2 separate regions of the Homo sapiens genome follow, and region 1 is linked to region 2. The links are chromatin contacts, found by Hi-C or POLR2A ChIA-PET in ENCODE. All regions are on one chromosome and are shown on one strand. Each heading gives the region's core, a stretch centred on a gene start or an enhancer-like site at or near the end of the contact. The rest is flanking DNA. Distances are from core to core; before and after follow the strand shown. Region 1 has its middle 96 kb from the start of SPATA31D4. Region 2 has its middle 130 kb from the start of TLE1.

The links. Hi-C counts contacts between places; a loop is a spot of excess contacts on that map. ChIA-PET counts read pairs that join two places held with the same protein, here RNA polymerase II (POLR2A). Pooled maps may share reads with other maps.
Region 1: a pooled map shows a loop between it and region 2 (2.6-fold over the local background). The contact joins two enhancer-like sites. A Hi-C loop is called at or near these places in 2 of 168 maps with a recorded cell type or tissue (Calu3 and PC-9) and 2 of 50 pooled maps. POLR2A ChIA-PET finds 5 or more read pairs at or near these places in 1 of 52 experiments (B cell).

The regions. Positions count from the first base shown.
Region 1 is chr9:81,829,753-81,834,162 of GRCh38, forward strand. No RefSeq gene overlaps it. Among named protein-coding and RNA genes, the nearest start is that of SPATA31D4, 96 kb to the right of the region's middle. Within about 2 kb of position 2,844, at least 3 of the 41 ENCODE cell types and tissues checked have a DNase peak (open chromatin) inside an H3K27ac peak, as active enhancers do.
Region 2 is chr9:81,561,493-81,565,707 of GRCh38, forward strand. No RefSeq gene overlaps it. Among named protein-coding and RNA genes, the nearest start is that of TLE1, 130 kb to the right of the region's middle. Within about 2 kb of position 1,424, at least 10 of the 41 ENCODE cell types and tissues checked have a DNase peak (open chromatin) inside an H3K27ac peak, as active enhancers do.

The sequences.
Region 1 (4,410 bases), core at 1,594-4,093, 270 kb after region 2:
GTGTTCACTATAGGTTCCAGGAAAAGATGCCTGAATAAGTTACAGGAAAACAACAAAAAGGGTGGGGGTTGGAGGAACACAGAATGAAAGGAAGAAGGGAAAACGTAGTAAGTTTGAGGGAAACTGTATATTAGGCTTCTCCAGTCTTTGAGTTTTCCTGCAGTTTCTCCAACTTATGAAATAAGGGAGTTTTTTTTCTTTTTTTTTTAAGAGACAGAGTCTTGGTTTATCACCCAGGCTGGAGTGCAGTGGTGTGATCATAACTTACTGCAGCCTGGAACTTTTGGGCTCAAGCAATCTTCCCGCCTCAGCCTTCTGCCTCAGTCTCCTGAATAGCTGAAACTATAGGCGTGTGCCACCAAGCCCATAATTTTTGTAGAGACAGGGGTCTTGCTTTGTTGCCCAGGCTGGTCTCAAAATCCTGGCCTCAAGCAGTCTTCACTCCTTGGCCTCCCAAAATGTTGGGATTACAGGTGTGAGCCACCACACCTGGCAAGAGACTTTTTATGTTACCATTTTAAGAGGAAGGAGGCCCAACTACCCAAATAAATATCTTCAGTGCAATAGAGGAAGTCCAGAAATTCCAAATTGCCGGCCAGAGTCCACCATTTGAAGATAAAGTGCGACACTCAAGAGGCTGAGCCTGGATTTAGCTGAGACAAGTGTCGGAATGACCATCCCTCACTTCTAGTCTTTCCTGCCACTACATTCATAGCTTTCTTTTAAATTTTGACCAATAAAAATTGTGTATATTTGGCCAGGCGTGGTGGCTCACTCCTGTAATCCCAGCACTATGGGAGGCTGAGGTGCGCAAATCGCTTGAGGTCAGGAATTCGAAACCAGCCTGGCCCACATGGTGAAACCCCGTCTCTACTAAAAACACAAAACAGTTAGCCGGGCATAGTGGTGCATGCTTATAATCCCAGCTACCTGGGAGGCTGAGTCAGGAGAACTGCTTGAACTCAGGAGGTGGAGGGTGCAGTGAGCTGAGATTGCGCCACTGCACTCCAGCCTGGGCGAGAGAGTGAGACTCTGTCTCAACAAAAAACAAAAATTGTGTATATTTATACAATTTGTGTAATGGTGTACAACATCATGTTTTGAAATATGTATGCACTGTGGAGTCATGTTTCTCTTTCTCTCAACATCCTAACAGTCATATTTTCTGCTCGTCAGCTCCAGACATTAACGTGAATAATGTGGAAGGTAAAACAACACATCCTCTGGATTTGTGAGTAGCTGGAAGTTGGCCTTCCTTATTTTATGCCTATGCCTCTCTTGCCTAGCTAGCTCAGTGTCACCTCAAGTTTCTTTCTTTTTTTTTTTTCTTTTTAATTTTGAGACGGAGTCTCGCTCTGTCGCCCAGGCTGGAGTGCAGTGACGTGATCTCGGCTCACTGCAACAGGTGATCTCGGCTCACTGCAACCTCTGTCTCCCAGGTTCAAGTGATTCTCCTGCCTCAGCCTCCAGAGTAGCTGGGATTACAGGCACCTGCCATCATGCTTGGCTACTTTTTTGTATTTTTGTAGAAGTAGCGTTTCACCATGTTGGCCAGGCTGGTCTTGAACTTCTGACCTCAGGTGATCCACTCACCTCGGCCTCCCAAAGTGCAGGGATTACAGGTGTGAGCCACCGTGCGCAGCCTCACCTCCAGTTTCTTTCCCTTTCTTGTCTAAAGGAGGGCTGAGCGTGCCTGGAAGGAAAGAGGGGTGTTGAAAACAGGTGAGCAGCCCTTCTCCTGGTACAGCCAGCAAGCTTGTCCACACAGTGTTTGGTGTGGTACTTATTCTACCCTTCAGGACAATGCTTTCTTGGTACTTCTGAATGCTGCTGCTGGCTCCTGCAACCACACACACACACACGCACACCTGTAACGCACTCCTCTGAAAAACTCTAATCTCAGACAGAATGCAGCCAGCTGAAACCAGCAGTGGAACATCCTTCTCTAGATACCTCAGGACATAATGGAGACTGACTTTCTGGGAGATTGCTTGGCTGGGTGGAGAATGAAGACTTTAATTTCAAGCCATCTTGTTTGCAGTTTCCTTGAGAAAAAAATCTTGGTTTGGATGACACCCAGTATAATATGATTTATTTGGTGTAAGTGCAAGAATTTTTCTCTTTAATTTTCTCATTTCCTGAACATAGGGCCTTTTTTTGAGATTTTTTTTTCTTTCCACTGTTGTTGACATATTTGGTTTCATTTTTAAGAGCAAAAAAAATTATTTAGGAGAAAGGCTTAATTAAGTTTTCTAGGGATATTAATTTGGCGATTACTTGCGTTACTTAACTAAAGAAAAGCCAAATAAAACTATATAGCTATGATTTCAAGGCATAGCACTTCAGAATAAGTGTCAGACAAAATTGTTTCTTGTTATGATCTGGGGAGTGGCCTATGAAAGCTGTTTTGAGTTTGGAGGAATTTTGAAGTTGTTGCTTTATGGAAATTATGATGTTTCTGGAGAGATCCTCCAGGTTCCACATTCTGTAATTCTGTAATTTCTTTTCTTTTCTTTCTTTTTTTTTTTTTTTTTGAGATGGAGTTTCGCTCTTGTCACCCAGGCTGGAGTGCAGTGGTGCAATCTCGGCTCACTGCAACCTCCACCTCCTGGGTTCAAGCAATTCTCATGCCTCAGCCTCCCAAATAGCTGAGATTACAGGCATGTGCTACCACGCCCGGCTAATTTTTTGTATTTTTACTAGAGATGGTGTTTCACCATATTGGTCAGGCTGGTCTCGAACTCCTGACCTCACGTGATCCACCGGCCTCGGCCTCCCAAAGTGCTGGGATTACAGGCATGAGCCACCATGCCTGGCCCCATCCCAGACTTCTTCCAGCTGAGGAAGATGCTGAGCCCAGGCACAGGCCAAAAAATGGTGGAGTTCAGTGACAGCATTGAAGGAGCATTCCGGCCTCCTCCCTCTGTTTATCCTTTTGTCAACGTGGATGATGTTTGCCAGGGTAGAAAAGCCACACATTCTTGGTATAATTGATGGGGCACTGTCAAGCAATGGTATAAGTGGTTTATTTTGAAGGAGGTTATTACTGGCCACAAAACTTCAAGTCAGCTGTTTGCTGGGAACCCTCATGAAGGAAGCCCCTGTTTTGGTGTCCACCCTCAAAAGCATCTCACAGAGGGCTTACTGTACTTTTGCACCCAGCCACATTTAATCCATTTATAAGACCCCTTTGTCTGAGATGCCTTACCAGAGGAAATTAATGAAGGATATTGCAGACAGCTTTTAAGAATGTCTTTTCTATAGCACTGTGTAGTTCTGAGAGCAAAGTGGGTTTTTTTCCCCCACATTGTTATGACTTGACATCTCCGATGTGGAATGTTTCCAGCCAGTTATGATAGGAAAGGGCTGGACTTTTTACTCTTGTGGAAACCACGGCAGAAGAAAGCCATTATATTATCTATTCACTTGCTCTCCTGTAAATATAAATGCATTTAAGAAATGGGTCCTCGTTAGGGGAGGTGAGGTGGCAGCACTTAAAAGTCAGGCAATGAAAAATGGAAAGTTTGCCCCGGCGCGGTGGCTCACGCCTGTAATCTCAGCACTTTGGGTGGTCGAGGCGGGTGGATCACCTGAGGTCAGGAGTTTGAGACTAGCCTGACAAACATGGAGAAACCCCGTCTCTACTAAAAATACAAAATTAGCTGGGTGTAGTGGCACATGCCTGTAATTCCAGCTACTCGGGAGACTGAGGCGGAAGAACCACTTGAACCCAGGAGGTGGAGGTTGCGGTGAGCCAAGATAGCGCCATTGTACTCCAGCCTGGGCAACAAGAGTGAAACCCAGTCTCAAAAAAAAAAAAAAAGAAAAGAAAAAGAAAAGAAAAAAAATGGAAAGTTCAAGATCACAATGGTTACCATGTGGACAGCAGAAGATAAACATGTGACTCACAAGGAGGAAGATATATTTAATAAACCTATCCCCGAATGAAAGGTCCTTGGTCTTTTGGTTTTTGTTGTGTTCATTTCACAGCAGATCAGTGAGCGTGTCCTTACTGCCTGGCCCCAGTTCAAGTCCTGGTGTTAGTGCTTCGGCTTTGAAGTCAGATGACCTGGGGTCAAGCCTGTGCCTTGCCACTGGGTGGCTGTGTGGCCTTGGGCAAGCTATTTGCTAAACTTTCTGTTTCTGCATCTATACAAAGTGAATAAGACTGAAACCTTCCCTTCATAAGGCTGTTGAAGGCCAGGCGTGGTCACTCACGCCTATAATCCCAGCACTTTAGGGGACCGAGGTGGGAGGATCGCTTGAGGCCAGGAGTTTGAATTCAGCCTGGCAAACATAGCAAGACCCCATTTCTACAAAGAAATTAAAAATTAGCTGAGTGTGGTGGCATGTGCCTGTAGTCCCAGCTACTCGGGAGGCTGAAGTGGGAGGATCTCTTATGCCCAGTAG
Region 2 (4,215 bases), core at 174-2,673:
ATATTTTAAATTCTCAAGAGAAACACAGAGGTACTTAACAACTGCCAGACACTGTACAAACTGCTAGCCTCAACTAGTTCAGTTTTAACATGAGGTCACAAAATTCAATATGAAACAGAAAGTGAGGGTTGGTGGTGCTTCCATAATTTGAGAAGCCGTAGTGTTCTCAACTAGCGTACACAATCTCATTAGTAAGTGTGGTCATCTAAAAAATTTTTTTTCTTCCGATTTATGTGTATTTATTTAAATGTTTACTAAGTAATATATAGGGCGCAGGTACTATTAAGTTGTTTTACCCTAATTACTTAATAAGCAGAACTGGGCCAGGCATGGTGGCTCACGCCTATAATCCCAGCACTTTGGGAGGTCGAGAGGGGAGGATCACTTGAGGCCAGGAGTTCAATACCAGCCTGGCCAACATGGTGAAACCCTGTCTCTACTAAAAATACAAAAATTAGCTGGGCGTGGTGGTGTGCACCTGTAGTCCCAGTTACTCAGGAGGCTGAAGGAGGAGAATTGCTTGAACCCAAGAGGCAGAGGTTGCAGTGAGCTGAGATCATACCACTGCACTCCAGCCTGGGAGACAGAGCAAGACTCTGTCTCTCTGTCTCAAAAAAAAAAAAAAAAAAAAAAAAAAAGCAGAACTGTAGATATTTTCTTTAGGTTTGGAGTGCCATGAAAACATCACTGGGTACCGTGAACAGAGAAAGTTTGGGAACCTCTGCCTAAGAGAACTGAATGATTGTATAAATTTAGCAGTATTTATACAATACATAGCACACTGATTTGCAGTTTTTGAAAGTAAGCGTGTTTCCTCCCCCTTGAAAAAAGGCATTGTCTTAATCGTCTTTGTCTGTCCAAAGACAGAGAATGTTTGCTGAATGGCAGTTGAATGAAAGGGGGAACATTAGCAGCTTGTTACTCCCAGAAGAGCGTGGCTAACGTGTGATTTCAATTGACGGGATAAAATTTGAAAACCCACAAAACAGAGAAGAAAGCAAGGAAATTTTTAGACAGGGAGATGTGAGGAATGGGGCTTTCCCTGTGTCCTGACATGACAGAGCAGACACAATGGCCTCCTCTGTCCCTGGGAGTGGCTTGGCCTTCATGTGAGCACAAAAGACATAAGATAAAATTCCTTGGGCTGAACATTAGAGCAGTTGATGTCACCATATCTATCTCATAATCACCAGTGGAAAACAGCCCATTCGCCTTGAGCAAGCATAGAATTTTTCAGCTGTGTTCAAAGCATTGCCACAGCCATGTTCATTTTGTCACCTGCTTCTTACTTGGTGAAAAGCATGAACATCACGGGGCTCCTGTGCCTGGCCCTGGTTCAAATTTCCTGGCTTTCCAAAAGGCATGCAGGCCTCTCTGCTTTTGCACAAGGCAGTAACCCCTTGACCTTTTGCAGTTTTCCACAGTTGTGTCATATCCAGTCACTCACGGGCAAGCACAATTAGTGGTACTGCCAAGTGCGGGTGGAGAAATGCCAAGGCGGTGAGGAAGTGAATCAAAATGAATTGAAATTACCTGCAGAGAACTGATGAGGAGGACTCAGTCTGCCGCAAAAATCAATGAGTTACAAAACAAAACAAAAAAAGGTCTGCCTGAGAAAATCAATGAAACCCAAACGGGGTGACCATCGAGAAAAATTCTCACATACACACAAGTCATACCTGACCTCAGATGTGCCCAGCAAATCCAGCTCTTGCCCAGCTTGCTAAAGGGAGCATAACCCATCTACCCTCTGCAGCAGGATTTCTCAAGCTTCCCTGTGTATGTGAGACACCTGGGGACCTTGTTAACTTGCAGAATCTGATTTAGTAGGCATAAGGTGGGGGTCTGAGAGTCTACATTTCTAACAAGGTTCCAGGAGACATTTCTGCTGCTGGTGTGTGAACCACGCTGAGTGGCAGGCATCTAGAGGTATGTGGTTTCTCAAAGGGTAGCCCTTACACCAGCATCATCAGTACATCTGGGAGCTTGTTACAAATGCAAATTCTTAGACCTCCACTCCAGTCCAACTGAATCAGAAACTCTGGGAATAGGGTCCAGAAATCTGACTTTTAAGCTCTCCAGGTGTTCTGATGCATTCTAAAGTTTGAGAACTGCAAATATTCTAGATCTGTGTTTTCGTGTAGGTCCATGCCCATCTCTACAATAAAAATGTTTTATGCTAACCGAACCCTAAGGTCTCTTACCTTCCTCTGAAATCACCATCCCTTAAATTTCTATTTTATGTTGTTAACTTTTCAACAGTCATATTTATCTCCCAAATAGCTATTGTCTTGTCTTAGAAATGACATCAAGAGCTGCTTGAGAGCAGGGGCCATACCTTGTGTAGCTCTGTATTTCCAGCTTAGCACAGTGTTTGCCACATGGCATTTGCTCAACAAATACTTCTCGATAGGCTGATGGGTATTATGTGGATTCATGTTGAAGTCAAATATGAAGTGACATGCAGGAATTCATTTTCTAGTTCGAGCATCCTTTTCAACTGAATATAGGCATTTCTGTGAATACCTAATGCTGCATAACAAACCACCAAAAAACTTAATGGCTTAAAGTGACAATACTCATTTATTATTTCTCATGGTTTCTGTGGATCAGGAATTCAGGACACATGTGGCTGGCAGTTCTGGCTTGGCTTGGGGTCTCTGATGAGGTTGCAGCCAGATATTGGCAGGCTAAAGTCAAGCAAAGGCTTGAGTTCCTCTCCACTGATGGCTGCTTGAGTGACCTCACAAAATGGCAACTGGCTTCCCCAAAAGGAAGCAATCCAAGAGGCCAAGGCAGAAAGTCTGAGGCTGTCACTTTGTTTAGTATTCTATTGCTCACATAGGTTAGCCCCAGTGCGAGGTAGGAAAGGACTGCACGAGAGCGTGAATAGCAGGAGGCAAGGATAACTGGAGGTCAGTTTGGAGGCTGGCTGTCGTAGTGGGTATCTTCAGGTAGCCACAGACATTGCTTTTGCTCTCAAGGAGTTTGCATTCCTGAGGAAGACAACAAACAGTAAGCAAGTCCACAAATAGGGATTTAAGACAGAAATACATGTATAAAAAAAAATAAAACAAGCAGGCAACGGGGTGGGATGGGGCTGTGATTTCAGATAATGAGGCCAGGGACTCTATGTGGTCATGATATTTGAGCTGAACGATGCAAAAGAACCTCCATGTGGCAACCAGACAGAGGGAACAGCTTGTGCAAAGGCACTGGGCAGGAGGCACAAGCTTGGCATGCTTCAGAAACAGAAAGCAGGCAAGTGCAGCTGGAGAGTAGTAAAGAAACAGGAGAATGCCAGTGAGGAGAAGCCAGAATCCAGGGAGGCGGGAAGGGAGCTGGAAGGGTTTGGTGTCTCCAAAGCCAAGAAAAGAGAGCGTTTTTAGAAGGACAGAGTCATCCACTGTTCTAAATGCTGCTGAGAGGTTGAACAAGAAGAACATAAAGAATTGGCCAACGGATTTGGCAAGGAGTGCTTTGCAGACCTTGTCAAGAGCAGTTTCCATGGCGTGCTTGGGATTAAAAGCCTGATGAGTGTGTTGAATTGAAGCCGGGAAACGAAGACGTGGAGACAAGCAGTGTGGAATAATTCTGAAAAGAACTGATGTTGTGAGAAAACAAATGGGGCAGTACCTGGGGAGGGGGGAGGGGGGAGGGGAGGGGAACGTGGAGTTAAGAAAACTTAGTTTTGATTTGGTTTTTGTTTGGGGCTTTGGGTTTTAGGTTTTGGTTTTTGGTTTTAAGGTGGGAGATAGGACAGCTACATGAGCTGAAATATGCTGAAGGGAATGAGGTAGGATGCGGAAGTCTCTGGAACACAGCAGTCACTCAATACATGAGGTTCCCATCATTACCCATGTGACTAAATTGTACTTTGACCCAACTAGCTCGAGACAGCAGATGTGGCAATTTGGGAGACTTCTGTTTACTTGGGAATTGTAGTTCGTTAACTCTTCTCATTTAACCTATGAAATTACTACTTATACCTTAGTGTCTAACTTGTAAAGTTTATGGAAGTAGTAAAGCAATCTTTTGTTTCTAAAATATATAACTTTAAATTGCCATTGATTTAGACTTGTCTCCTTCCTCTCACTCTTCTGCTTATTCCTACTGAGTTTTTTTGTGGTTAAATATGATTGAGTGCAGAGACTTACCCCTGGCTGTGCTCTGCCTAGGGTGTTCCCAGTGATCTCAAGGGGTATTGAATTTTTC